Regions from separate parts of the Homo sapiens genome. Here region 2 is linked to region 1. Evidence: chromatin loops called from intact Hi-C (ENCODE). Cell type or tissue: PC-9. All regions are shown on one strand. Each heading gives the region's core, and the rest is flanking DNA. Links, peaks and the distances in the headings are about the cores only.

Region 1 (2,828 bases), core at 329-2,828:
GTCCCCCATGGCTCCAGTGTGATGGCGTTCCCTCCCCTCCCACACAGCGCCCTGGCCCCACATTCCCCACAGGAGCTTGTGGGGTGATCATTAACCCATGCGCCTCCTGACCCCACTTCCAGTCGTTAATTTGTGCGTAAACTTGGACAAATCGCTGCACCCTCTGCTCCTTAGTTTCCTCTCAGGTAAAATAAGAGGGTTGGAGTAGACACATTCACCTATGCATTCCTCCATTCGCTAGTAAGTTGTTTACTGAGACCGTGCGTCATAACTCTGCCTTCAAGGAGCTTTGGTTCTGTAGGGTTGTTGTTTTGTTTTGTTTTTTTTAAGACGGAGTCTTGCTCTGTCGCCCAGGCTGGAGTGAAGTGGTGTAAGCTTGGCTCACTGCAACCTCCGCCTCCTGGGTTCAAGCGATTCTCGTCTCAGTCTCTTGAGTAGCTGGGATTACAGGTGTGCGCCACTACGCCCAGCTAATTTTTGTGTTTTTAGTAGAGACAGGGTTTCACCATGTTGGCCAGGCTGGTCTCGAACTCCTGACCTCAGGTGATCTACCCACCTCGGCCTCCTAAAGTGCTGGGATTACAGGCGTGAGCCACTGAGCCCAGCCAAGGTTCTGTGGTTTTAAAGCTGCCGCTCTGGACAATCTGTCCAGATGCAACCCAGGCATTCCTTCCTTCTGTGTACCTTTTAGGAAGCAGATTTTGGCTCAAAATAAGAAAGACCCTTCTACCAGAACGGCCCACAAACGGACAGGCTTCCACAGAAAGGGGTGAGCCCCTGTTCCGGAGGAGACTCTGGGATTGCTTCTAACTCCGGGATCCTGAGAGCCTCCGTAAAGGGTTTATTGAGCAGGAGAACCAATTTAACCCTGTCCACATGAAAATAAACATGGAGATTTACTTCAAACTCAGCAGCTCTGGTGAGAAGGCTCTCACACAGGTCCGGGTTTGACCCACACAGACTCCACGACCATCTGAGGCAACCAGCACACGGCAGACGAGGGAAACAACTCAGGTGTCACAATTGCTTTTATTTTTATCTCCAGTCAGTCACAGACCCCAGGAAGGTGAGGTCAGGGAAGGGAACAGGTGCGGACACTGGGGAACTTGCAGGAGCTAAGGCCAGTGGACAGCAGGAGTGTCGGGGGTGTGGCAGCTGGCCTGGGTCCCTGGAGCTGTGTCTGCCCTCAGGGACTCAGGAGAACGGCTCAGGGAGGGCTTGGGAGGGGGTACACTGTGTCCGAGAGATGCAACCATCGTTCGGCAAAAGAAAACAGCGGTGGCTGATGAGAAGACAGGTCTGGGGAGGTCTGAGGAGAGCTCGGGCCAGATCCTGCCCCCAACCTCCAGCCACATGGGCCCTCGGTGACTCTCCCAAACCAGGCCCTGCGTTTCCTCAAGCAGCCACTGGAGGGCAGCAAAGTGCTTATGCAAAAATCCCACCCCGCCCAGGAGAGCAGCCAGGACACCTGGGACTTGGCTTCAGGTGGGCCAGGGAAGGAGGCAAGGAGCCTTTTGGAAAATGGGTGTCTGTCCCATCCTGACTCCCTCGGAAGGAAGAGTAGGGAATGGAAGAACTAAGATTCCGGGGCTTCCCCAGGTGATACCGAAGGAGCCATAGGTGTGCCCGGGAATGAGTCCCAGACTCGTGTGTGCCTCCCGGGCCCCCATCTGCAGCTTCCAGAAGAGGACTTCAGTGGGAGACCCCTCAACTCACATTCCGGACAGTCAGATTCCTGGCTGCCTCCAGCTTTACAAAATCCAGCCCACCCCTTCCTGGGCCCAGCCCCACCCAGGCCAAAAATGTGAAGGGCCTGCAGACTCCCTTCCTCCTTTACAGCTTGTGACACCTGCTCAGCTGCGGTTTCCTTAATCTTGCATTCCTGTTCCCCTGCCCTTCCTACTTCTGACGCCTCTCCTGGTGTTTCAGGATTCCTCACTGCCTGGATTGGAGATGGAACGCATAGACTTTGGCCCTGACCCTGCTGCCTACACTGTGGTACCTGCCACCCCCCCTCAGGACCCAGAGTAGGAGGCTGCGGCATCTTCTGCCCGGCTTCCCCAGCTCTGCAAAGAAGCCATTTCTCAAATGGCTGTGATGCGTGTGTGACACTGTTTATTGCCGAGGACCTGTCCCTCCTCCCCCAAGCTTTTGGCACTCAGCCCTGAATAAGCTTCTAAATCCCCAGTTTCTGCAGTAACTTATCCCAGGGAGAGGAGAACTTGGACAAGTAGATTCTAGGAAGCATGACCAAGGCTATCTGACAGTGGCAGGAGAGTGGGGTGCTGGGGCTAACCCTCTGGAACTGAGGCCAGAGATGAGGAGAGGAAACTGAGGGGCCCGGAGGAGAGGAGGTGGAGGAGGGTGGGAACCGGGTGAGAAAGTCAGTGGAGAGAAATGTTCTGGTGCCTCTCCCGCCCTATCCTGGCTATGAACTTCCATGTGGCAGATGGAAAAACTGAATTCCAGACAGCAAGAAACCCTCACCTAATAGCAGGAGCCCGCTGGCAGTGAGGCTAGGAACCAGAAACCAGAAATCTTGCCTCCCAGCTCTTGTCTGGAAGATAGAAACCTCAGAGTGCAAAATCTGGCGAGGGGTTTCAGGAAAGACGGGAGGCCGGGTGGCACTGAGGACAAGAAATCCCCAGGACATCAGGGCCTGACCACCCACCTCTCTGCGCTCTCATGTGGTCTCATTCCGGCCCCCACCCAGGCCCAGGGGCAAGCGTGATACCCTGTTTGCTTGAGGCAGCTGTGGGTCTGAACCCCAGGCCCGCCACTCGCTAGCCGTATGACCTGGGACTCATTACCGAGCCTTTCTGAGCACC
Region 2 (2,834 bases), core at 1-2,500, 300 kb after region 1:
TTTAGAAGCTGGCTCAAGGCCGGGTGCGGTGGCTCACGCCTGTAATCCCAGCACTTTGGGAGGCAGAGGCGGGCGGATCACTTGAGGTCAGGAGTTACAGACCAGCCTGGCCAACATGGCGAAACCCCGTCTCTACTAAAAATACAAAAAGTAGCCGGGCGTGGTGGCGCGTGCCTGTAATTCCAGCTACTCGGGAGGCTGAGGCAGGAGAATCGCTTCAACAGGGGAGGCGGAGGTCGCGGTAAGCCGAGATCGTGCCATTGCACGCCAGCCTGGGCAACAAGAGCGAAACTCTGTCTCAAAAAAAAAAAAAAAAAAAAGAAAAGAAAAAAGAATCTGGCTCAATATAGCTGTCCTCTGATAAAGCCCTGTGGCTCTCCTCCATCCCTTCGAACACACTCCTCCTTCCATTTCAGGCCCCAAGGCCTGTTCTGCAACTAATCTGACATCTTTCCATTACTTTGGAAGCCTAGGGCTCCACCACACCCTATCCCAACCAGATTTCTACCCTCCTACCAACAAACGTGCATGAGTTGACATACCAAACCAACTCTTAGGGCCAAACTAATCCTGTTCCCCCCAATTCTCGGAAACTCAAGCGTCCTAACAAATCTTAAGAGTCTGATGAGTCCATTCCTTTCCCTTGGAACGTCTGGCCCTTGCGTTGACCCCTCGGCTTCCATGGTCACAACTAGCTCTGGTTCTCCTGGCCCCTTCCTATCCCTCTCTTCGGGGCCTCTGCCAGAGCTCACACTGAACCTGTTTCCTCATCTGTAGGACCCTTGGAGGTTGGGAGGAGGCCTATATGACCCCCCCAATCCAACTCCGGATCTAACATTGAAGGGGCCCAGCATTCCCCTAGACCCTCACTCTTTCTCTTGCCCACGCCCCAAACTCCTTCTCCATCTAGGCTACCACCTCGCCCACGCGCCTAGCATCACCCGCCGCGGCCCAAGCTCCCCCAGCCCCTGCTTCCGGGCTTTCCTTGCAGTTCTGCTTCCGGCCCTCGGCCCTTCCCACAGCGGGGCGCCCCCGGCCCGCGCCCGGCCCCCGAGCCGCTCGCTCCCGGGCTCTCACCGCTCGAAGAGCAGCCTCACGAAGAAGATGCCCGCCGCCAGCGGGAACACCGAGAGGATGTGCCGGCCGCGGGGGTAACCGTAGCCGTCGGCCGGCCCCTCCAGATCAGCCCAGCTCACGTTCTCGGGTAGCCAGAAGCGCTCGCTCCACAGCCAGCCCCACAGCAAGCTTAGGGGTCCCTGCGCTGCTGTCGCCATCTTACGCCCACCCCGAAGCCACCGCCGCCACAAGCGTCAGCTGCCGCCACAGCCAACGGAACCCGCGGGGAGGCGGCCCCAGGGCGGGGCCCGGCCGGCGGCCACCCCCTTCCGGCCCCTTCTGGTCACTGCCACGGATCCGCCCGCCTCCCTGGCAGGGCCGGGCCTCTTCACCGCCCATCTCTCCTCCCGGCCCACTTCCCTCACTGCAACCCGGGGACCGCCTCCGGGGATCCACGCCCCTTCCCGAGCCTCTGACTCGCCCAGCCCGGCCCTGGGACCACGCCTCGGGCGGCCCTGGGCCCGCCCTCTTTTGCTGCTGGTCTAGGCCACGCTTCTACTCCTCCCTCACTCTTCCATCCAGCTACGGCCACACCCCTTATTTCAGGCCTAGCTCCTTTACGGGGACATTCTCCTTTCTCAGCCTGTTGGAATCGAATCCGTTCCGGCTCCCACCCAGGCGGTACCTCTGTCTCCACTCCCGGAGGCCAGATCGATCTCTCAGGTCAGGGCTTCTCTTGGATGTCAGCTGGTCCTGCCCACTACTGTCCGCCACTAGAGTTCTTTTCGCTCCCAACCTTTTCTTCCCTTCGTGCCCCGTGACCTCAGCCTACTTTCACTGCTTTATCCCTTAAAAATTAGTCACTTTTCCTCAGAAAAAATGGACTTAACAGTTTACAAAAGGCCGGGCGCGGTGGCTCACGCCTGTAATCCCAGCACTTTCAGAGGCCGAGGCTGGCGGATCACCTGAGGTCAGGAGTTCGAGACCAGCCTGGCCAACATGGCAAAACCCCGTCTCTACTAAAAATACAAAAATTAGCTGGGCCTGGTGGCGCTGTGCCTGTAATCCCAGCTACTCGGAAAGCTGGGACAGGAGAATCGCTTGAACCTGGGAGGCGGAGGTCGCAGTGAGCCGAAATCGCGCCATTGCACTCCAGCCTGGGCGACAGACCAAAGACTCCGTCCCAAAATAAAAATAAAAAAAGTTTACAAAAATCCTTTTATTCTTCTCTTGGGGAAAAGGAAATGGAAGAAAAACAAAGTGAAAAGGGAAGCACTCAAAAAGTATACGTAAAGGCAGGCCGGGTGTGGTGGCTCACGCCTGTAATCCCAGCACGTTGGAAGGCCAAGGCGGAAGAATCACCTGAGGTAAGGAGTTCGAGACCAGGCTGGCCATGGTGAAACCCCGTCCCTACTAAAAATACAAAAATTACCCGGGTGTGGTGGTGCATGCCTGTAATCCTAGCTACTCGGGAGGCTGAGGCAGGAGAATTGCTTGAGGCGGAGATCACAGTGAGCCGAGACCACGCCATTGCCCTCCAGCCTAGGCAACAGAGCGTCTCAAAACAAAAACAAACAAAAAAAGGCCGGGCGCGGCTCACGCCTGTAATCCCAACACTTTGGGAGGCCGAGGCGGGCGGATCATGAGGTCAGGAGATCGAGACCATCCTGGCTAACACGGTGAAACCCCATCTCTATTAAAATACAAAAAATTAGCCAGGCATGGTGGCGGGCGCCTGTAGTCCCAGCTACTTGGGAGGCTCAGGCAGGAGAATGGCG

The links. A loop is a pair of places that touch in the nucleus more often than their neighbours do. Peaks named below come from ENCODE experiments on the same cell type or tissue, not always from the same donor. Only the 100,000 strongest peaks of a DNase experiment are listed, where the experiment ranks them.
Region 2: it touches region 1 in a loop (6-fold over the local background); 3 of 110 quality-filtered maps call a loop at or near these places.

Annotation. Positions count from the first base shown.
Region 1 is chr12:49,865,886-49,868,713 of GRCh38, forward strand. FAIM2 (Fas apoptotic inhibitory molecule 2) reads right to left here. Exons shown (of 12, transcript NM_012306.4): 12 at 1,011-2,828. Among named protein-coding and RNA genes, the nearest start is that of BCDIN3D, 24 kb to the left of the region's middle. In PC-9, for the core only: CTCF peaks have their summits at 1,425 (motif pointing right) and 1,625; DNase peaks (open chromatin) are centred at 1,416 and 1,866; H3K27ac peaks cover 925 bases.
Region 2 is chr12:50,166,024-50,168,857 of GRCh38, forward strand. It overlaps CERS5 (ceramide synthase 5), which reads right to left and starts at 1,346. Exons shown (of 10, transcript NM_147190.5): 1 at 1,078-1,346. The coding sequence starts at 1,274. RefSeq lists enhancers at 693-832, 1,723-1,882, 1,934-2,695 and silencers at 973-1,122, 1,223-1,622. In PC-9, for the core only: a CTCF peak has its summit at 1,379 (motif pointing left); a DNase peak (open chromatin) is centred at 1,538; H3K4me3 peaks cover 1,675 bases; H3K27ac peaks cover 368 bases.